Linked DNA regions of Homo sapiens: region 1 is linked to region 2. Evidence: read pairs that join two places in POLR2A ChIA-PET (ENCODE). Cell type or tissue: Panc1. All regions are shown on one strand.

Region 1 (4,000 bases), 76 kb before region 2:
GTTGAGTAGTGCCAAAAGTCAGTTACTTGAGAATTTTTGTGTTTTGAAGTCTAGATATTTTTCAGTGCATAATATCATAACAAATATTGTGAAAAAAGCTTATACATGTAATCACAATCATTTACAGATGCAGAACTCGAACTGTTCTTCTACATGTGATTGTAATAGTGAAGTGCTTACTCTTGAACTCCATCGATGTCCTCCATTAACAAATCAGTGATTTGGGCAACTGAAAGAAAATCCGGAGACAGAATCTTTTCATGCTCCTGGAATTCAGTGTCTCTCTACCAAAACACAATGTGGAGTGAGTTACTTTAATTGTACGTTTCATATATTAAACCCAATAGTAACAAAGTTGGCTCTTCTTATAGTCTAGTTGCTGTCAGGAAAAACATTTAAAAACAACAATCTTCGAGATGGTATCTTTTCTTTTCCATATTATGCAACGGTACCTTTCACCTGAAAAGTCAAATGGCTAGTCAATCCGTCTTTTGGGCATATGTACAACTGGGTGATGGTTTTCAATTCAACAAATATTTATTATCTAAACATTCCTCATTGAATCTGGGGCTTATGAGGAGGCAAATACAAACAAGAAAGACGTGCTAACCTCAAGAAGCTTAACATCTAGTGAGAGGAGCAAGCCTAGGTTGATGTTAAAAGAAGAAAAGAACACAAGTAAGCCATAATACATGCGGCATTCAGTCTAAAAGAAAGGACAAGCATAGGCACAAGACAAGGAAACTCTATAGACAGGAGTTCCAGGAATAGGCTTTGGAAGGTTAGGTGTGGCCAATGCCCCATGTGAATGAACCAGCAACACCAAGGTTATGAAGATAGGATAATTAGGAAGGAGTTCTGTAAATATCAGCAGTTCACAATGTTACCTAGGTTACATGAGGGTGACTAGTTGGACTTAGGTGGAAGTTAGCATTGGAAAGGTATGGTGGGCAATCTTAAATTTAATGATTCAACAAATATGTACTGAGTGTTCACAAGGTACAGCAAGGCATCATAAATATTTTAGACCCTGGCTGGTTGAAGAATGGTAGTCTGAGAAGTTTGTTTCTAGTAATACAGACAGCACTCAGAACCATGAAGTTTCTGGGCAGGTAAATGACAAGACAAAACTGTGCTTTAAGGAAGGGTAATCTACTGGAGGGTGAAGGAAAGACAGGAGCAGAGGAAGAGTTAAACAAAGAGGCCATTTAAACAGTGCAGGGATGAAGCGTTGGGCTGCTCCGGTCTCCTTGGCAGTGTGGATGAAAAGAAAGTGGTGAATGTAGTCATGTTATGGGGGCCTAAAAGAGGGGAGAAAGAATGGAGATTCTGAGTTTCTGAAATAGGTGAGTTGGAGGAAATGGTGGTGATACTAATAATACATATGCCACCTTTGTGTGAGTTAGACAAAGATATCCTCTTTGGGTGGAGGAAGTGCTGAAAAGATTTCCCTAATGCTGACACAGCTCTGTGTCCAAGTGTACTGCCTGTGAATAGAGTCTAGTTTTAGCCCCCACTCACCCCTCAGCCAAGTGCTTTTGCTCAGAGCACAACCTGCATAACTGTACATGTCAAACCTTTTTTTTTTTTTGAGACGGAGCCTCACTCTGTCACCCAGGCTGAAGTGCAGTGGCTGATCTCGGCTCACTGCAAGCTCCGCCTCCCAGGTTCACACCATTCTCCTGTCTCAGCCTCCCAAGTAGCTGGGACTACAGGGGCCTGCCACCATGTCAGGCTAAATTTTTGTATTTTTAGTAGAGACGTGGTTTCACTGTGTTTGCCAGGATGATCTCGACCTCCTGACCTCGTGACCTGCCCGCCTCAGCCTCCCAAAGTGATGGGATTACAGGCGTGGGCCACGGTGCCCAGCCAACCCTTTTTATACTGATAGAAATAGAGTGTTGGAAGACTATGCTAGTTTTTAAAGAGCAAGATGTTGAGTTGATTTCAGTGGCTGAGTTTAAGGTGGAATACTAATAGCGAGAAAGAAATGTTTAGAGTTTAGTTAGAAATGCTGGAGTCACAAAGGTCAAGTTTACAGACGTTGGTTTAGGAGTCAACTGCAACTGTGACAATGGGTGAGACTGCTCAAAGCCAGGGCATGAAGAGAAGAGCTGTGAAGGGGAGATGGAAGAGGAGACTGGGAAATAGAGGCAAGACAGCAGCAGCTACACAAAAATAAAAAATTATGAGACTTTGTGGGGAAAGAGGGCAAATGTTTTTCAGTGCAACAAATAGTTATTGAGCCTTCCATGCGATTGAGTTCCAAAAGATAAGGGCAGCAAAAAAACTGCCTTGCGGTAGTTTACCAGATAACATACCAAATTCTTTTTCTTTTTCAAAAGTGGAAAAATCTCAAACCTACCACTTATTGGTAATGGTAATTGGCTTAATGTTTGTAATTTAATATTAGGTTATTGTGCTACATTTTTATCTTTGAAAATCTAATTTAGAAATAAAATATGCTACATTATTAACCACTTTTTTTGTAAGCTACGGTGGGCCAATTAATCTAAACTAGGTCATATAATTAGATTATAAACTCATTAAGAAAAAAGTATTTTAGTATGCTGCATCTAGTAGGTACTCAGATATTTACAAATTGAATTAAATGCACCCAGTTTTTGTTTAAGGTACTGTTTTGATCTATAATATATGGTTATATATTTGTTTAAATGATTTTCATTATATATATTTTTATGAGTGGTAAAGTATAATTATTCCTATAGGGTCAATCCCATTAGATTGTAAATTCCTCAGGGACAGTCATTCAATCTTTTATTTCTTTTTAGGATTCTGCAGTTCTTGATATGTCAACATAGGTTGCTAACTGACTGTCTAAATTCATCTTCATCATCTGATGACATTGTTAGATAGTGGAGCATGATGAAAAGCAGGACTTAGAGGAACTCCAGATCTCATGATAGTTTGACTACTGATTAATTTTATGACTTAAGGCAAGTCATTTGAACCTAAATTTTAATTCATATTAAATATCATTTTTATGTGTTTTAATACACACAAGATTACTGTCATATTAATAATGAATAAATATATACATGAAAAGTGAATTATACAGACATTCAGATCAATTTATCTGATTTGAAAAATCTCTGGGTAGGAGAAAAGTAGGTCACACAAGAACTATATGAAAGAGAATCCAATAATCTTAACCTTTTGGACAGTACTAATTCTAGCTAAGATGCCTAATATTAGAGCCTCATTCTTTTACTAAAATTTGCAGGCTTAATATAATCATCTTTTAGGGGAGTTTGCCTCTGGATTTTTTCTTCTGTTTTAAATTATATTCCTGGACCTATTTTAAACCAGACTGCTTTTTTTGTTTGTTTATACAGTGACTTGCATGAGAAGGCTATCAGATGGCTAAAAATGTTTAATCTTTCAACACATACATTCTGCTTTGTAAAAATTAAAGATATAATAGAAAATTCATAAATAAGCTAAAATATGTGGATATGTAATTGTGGCTTTCTCTGTAAAATTACATCTCCAACTAGGAAAATATGTAAGCTAAATGGCACTGTTAATTCATTTTACTCCACCACCTGGTGGATTTTAAGAGTTATTCCAAGAGCAATAAAACTGTAAGCCTGATATTATCTGCCAGATAATGTTTTTCTCTAATTTTTTTCCCTCTCTAATGTCAACTAAACTTTTCACATTTGTATATATTTTTTCTTTCTAGAATGTAAACTTTTAGGGACATCTTTGTATCCATCACTGGTAGTGCTTTATATAAAAAAAATTTTTAATAAGTATTCACCAAAAGAAAGATAACAGATTTCACCAAAGTTTACTAAAGAGAAGTTTCCTAGTCACAGAGGACATAGACTGGTCTGCAAATTCTAGACTTGGAAGGTGTTTTTTTTTTTTTCCCCAACCCTTAAAATAAATGAACCAAGGAGCAGGAGCAGTGCTGTGCTAAGCCATATTGGAGCTGAAGCAAAAGGAAAAAACAGTAATACAGATCTGATCTTTA
Region 2 (4,000 bases):
CCCAAAATCAAAACAAGGAAAACCTTCACTAATAGTATAGCTGGTATTTGTTGAGCACTTAAGCATACAAGTACTTGCCAAGTACTTTACCTTTGCAACCTAACAGCCCACTGGGGTACCCTGTCCTTTGGCATTCACATAAAATTCACCTGAGTTCTCATTCCATATATAGAGATAAAACTCAAGGATCCCTTCTAATGTACCCCCAAATTCTTGGGTTGAGGGCTTAGGTTTTTCTGGCTCTAACTGTTTTCTTCTATGGAATTAGTTTTTTTTTTTTTTTATTTTATTTTAGTATCTGTCTCTGAGCTTGTTGTCACTAATTTGCCTTCCAAACACTAGATTCACTTTGGTACCTTATCCTTCAAAGGACCAATGACACAAAATGAAATTTATAAGAGATTTGTACAAAAGTTGGGTATGGGTGCGGAATTGAAACAGGTACACACAGCAGTTCACATTGTGTTATTGCATGATCAATATCTTTAATGAGGACATATAGCATTCATGGTCCAGGGACAATTTCTCAATTATTGACCATTGTCTTTTCTGTTGCTAAGACCTCCATCCCTCCATCTTGTTAGGCTTCTTCTCTTCACTCCACTCTGGGCACCTTCCTCTCCTGAGCTATTTACTAAAATTTTACTTTTTTATTTAATACCTACAGCCACGTTATGAACTCTGTTATTAATGTCATGTAAATAAATTAGCCTCACTCAAATAATTTGGGGTTAGGAATTGCCAGTGCAGTTTGAGGCCAGAGAAATTCCTTGGTATAATATATCAAATTCTGACAGAAGAAGCAAGAAGACTGTACCTTCATGACTCTTAAGTGAGCTGTGAGAAATCCAGCGGGTGTGTATGAGGAAGAGGGATTAGTGGGGTAAAAAGAAGTAGAGGTTAACAAAAATCCAAGAAAATTAAAAGAAAAACTTCAGAGTTTTCATAAAGTATGATTTCTGGGTTTATAAGTAGAAGGGGTTAATTAGTTGGGAAAATAATTCAAAGCCTGGGAACAGATGCCAAGGCATAGACAGAAAATTATTCTTCCTTTTTCTCCTTCACCTTTTCTCTTCATAGCAGAATCACATAGCTCACAAATTTTTTTATGACTATGCAGTCAAAGTGTATTGCTTTGTTGTAAGACAATTAGTTCTTATTTGTTTGAGCAAATGTTCTATTATTTATAAGGAAAGGATGGAAGAATTTCTCCTACCAAATTTTTCCTATCTTCCATTAAATTGTAATGTTCACATTAAAAGTGGAATGTCCAGTTCCTTCAAATTTATTCCCCAAATGGTGATCACAGCTGAGAGTTTATCTGTAATATTTATGATGATGATGGTAGTAATGGGAAATATTTATGGAGCTTTTATTGCATGGCAGGCATTGGGGTTTCATTTAAGCCTCCCAGTAATCCTGTGCAGCAAATACTGTTATTACCTCCATTTTATGTTTGAGAAAAAGAAAATAGACTTGGAACAGTTCAATGACACACAACGTCACATCAAACAAATAAGTGGTTAAACTACATTTGTGTAGGGAAGGCTAGCATCGTGATGATTTTTTCCCTCGTATACTTCGTGGTTGCTTGTATGCTTTCATGGCTGATTCTGTTGCAATTTGGCATTTATATTATCAATTGGTGAGCTGGTCACTACTGAATCTTTTCTATTCCATAAATAATGATTTCATTTTGAAGAAATGAGATGGATAAAAGATAAGGGGAAAAAACCTGTCACTACAAGCATACAATCATAGACATTTTAGAATTAAAAGTTTCCTTAAGGATGATTAAGAAAACATTAAGGAATCTGAGGCACAGAAGCATTAACTGACTTGGTCAAGGTCAAACAGCTAGTTACATAATCGCATTTTCCTTTGTCAAAGAAGTTAAGTGTTTTAAGTAATTTATTTTAATGTTGAGAGATCTTTATAAATCCTCCTGCATTACTTAGATAAATAATTCTGCACTAAAATTGTTTTTCAGTAATTTTGTTTGGCTATTTGAGTGTGTGTTTTTCATAATCTCTAACGCTGAATTTCTCATCAATTCAGGCCTCCAGATTTTATTAGGTTTTGCGTGCTCAGGAAATAACACCATCAAAGCGGAGTTATCTCCACATACGCAGGACAATTATATTGATATATCATGCGCTGTATTTTAATTTCAAAATTATTGCCTCATTGTTTTTTCCTGGAGCCCAGTTTTATTTCTTTCTTCTTATCATTAAAGGTACAGCAACAACTAATTCACCCTTAAAAAGAAGAAGAGAAAAGAAAAGGTTTGCTTAAAAAAATGTAGCTAGAAAAATCTCCCACAGAGTGAATTCCCACAGTGTTACGGAGAATGTAAATTTAGCCCAGTGTGATTCAAACAATCAAGTTAGGAATTTTAATTTAATGGTTTGTTCCTTTGAATTGTTAGAAACTCACCTCATTGTGCAAGTTGTGTTTGAATTGGAGAAAATTGAACTAAAATGTGTTGAATTTGCCCCAATCAGGTTATTCTAGGAGGTCCAATTCACAGGACTAGAAAGAATGAATCAACATATCCAACAAAAGGAGGCTTGAATGATTTCACTTTAATAATAATGACTCTATTATCCCTCAATATTTTAGAATTTAAATATTTGGTTTCTGTGGAGACTATCTTGTCTTAGTAGTTTTAACAGGGTTGCGGAATTATCTCCTTTTCATTTCAACATAACCCAGAGTCCCAGGTTTTTGGTACGTTGGTCAGAAACCTCAGTGCCTCACAGTTTAGAGGGCTTGTGAATCAGTTTGGCGGCAAATAAAATGCTGGAGGAGATTGAAAAAAACGTTGGAAGAAACTGCAGATAAGAAAAAGGACCAAGTATTTTTTTGTGATATCTTAGGGAATAGTTTAACAGGGCTAATGGGTCTAGAGAATCATGGCTCATGTTTGGAATTATAATAGTAAAATTTGGTAAAATATAGCGCTTTTCTTAGAAAGTAAGAAAACATACAAAAAGCTCATCAAGAGGAAAGTAACTTGGTTATAAACCTTTTTACTTGTTTACCCATAGAGAAAGAAATGTTAATACAGTGAGCTCTTTGACAGTAAAATGGAGTTCTTACCACTTAGAGGCTTTAAAAGTTAGGTTGGGTAGGGACCTCATAGCCACATATATTATTCAATTTCACTTCAAATACATTGACACTAAGGCTCCAGGATAGTGTGTTATGCCAAGGATCACACTGGTACTGACTGAGTTAGAAAAGGTATTTCCTTTCCCTTCATACCATGATGTCTTCCTGCCTTCTCTCTGGAGTGCTTGTGACTGAAATAACTGTCATTGCTCCTGAGTCCCTTTCTTTGAATATAATGTTGGTGTTAGTTTATGGTGTGCATGTCTGTCCTTTCCAAGGGCCATGGTCATGTCACACATATAGTGGCATAATTATTCCAACCACAAATACTAACTGTATAGTGGCTCAGGATCTCTTCACTGCTTGGTGGTTCTGAAAGACCCAAACTCTTTTAAAACAGATCCAGCTCCTGCATTACGGTAACTGGGTTCCTTTTGCCATGTGAGATGACATATTCACAGGTTCCTGGGATTGAAACCTAGACATCTTTGGGGAGTCATGATTCTATGTACCACTCATAGTTCATCACTTTTTGTCATTTGATTGCTAACTCACCTTAACTACTTTCACACACGGATATCCATTGTGCACAATATCTTCCTTAACTCCCCAAATAGGAAAGCTAGATGTAGTTATCCCGTTGTCTGGAAGAGGCAATGGAGCTTCAGAAACATTACATTAGTTGTCCATGAGCATAGAAAGAGGCAGGGGAGCTGGGATTCAAACGCTGTGTGTCTGATTTGAAGTCTGGAGTTTTAACGCATTAACTTTAAGGTCCTCAGGCTTCATTCACAATAAGGCAGTGATTTTTCAAATTTACTTTAGCAGCAAAACCTTATGTTAAATGAAATCTTACACATGTAACCAATATGTCCCACTTCACCAT

What was found. Peaks named below come from ENCODE experiments on the same cell type or tissue, not always from the same donor. Only the 100,000 strongest peaks of a DNase experiment are listed, where the experiment ranks them.
Region 1: POLR2A ChIA-PET joins it to region 2 with 9 read pairs; 2 of 35 experiments call an interaction of 5 or more read pairs at or near these places.

The regions. Positions count from the first base shown.
Region 1 is chr10:61,668,916-61,672,915 of GRCh38, reverse strand. It overlaps CABCOCO1 (ciliary associated calcium binding coiled-coil 1), which reads right to left. Exons shown (of 8, transcript NM_001366906.2): 2 at 181-284. Among named protein-coding and RNA genes, the nearest start is that of CABCOCO1, 8.0 kb to the right of the region's middle. In Panc1, a CTCF peak has its summit at 3,486; no DNase peak of the experiment used is centred here; H3K27ac peaks cover 3,874 bases.
Region 2 is chr10:61,593,029-61,597,028 of GRCh38, reverse strand. No RefSeq gene overlaps it. Among named protein-coding and RNA genes, the nearest start is that of CABCOCO1, 68 kb to the left of the region's middle. In Panc1, no CTCF peak of the experiment used is centred here; no DNase peak of the experiment used is centred here.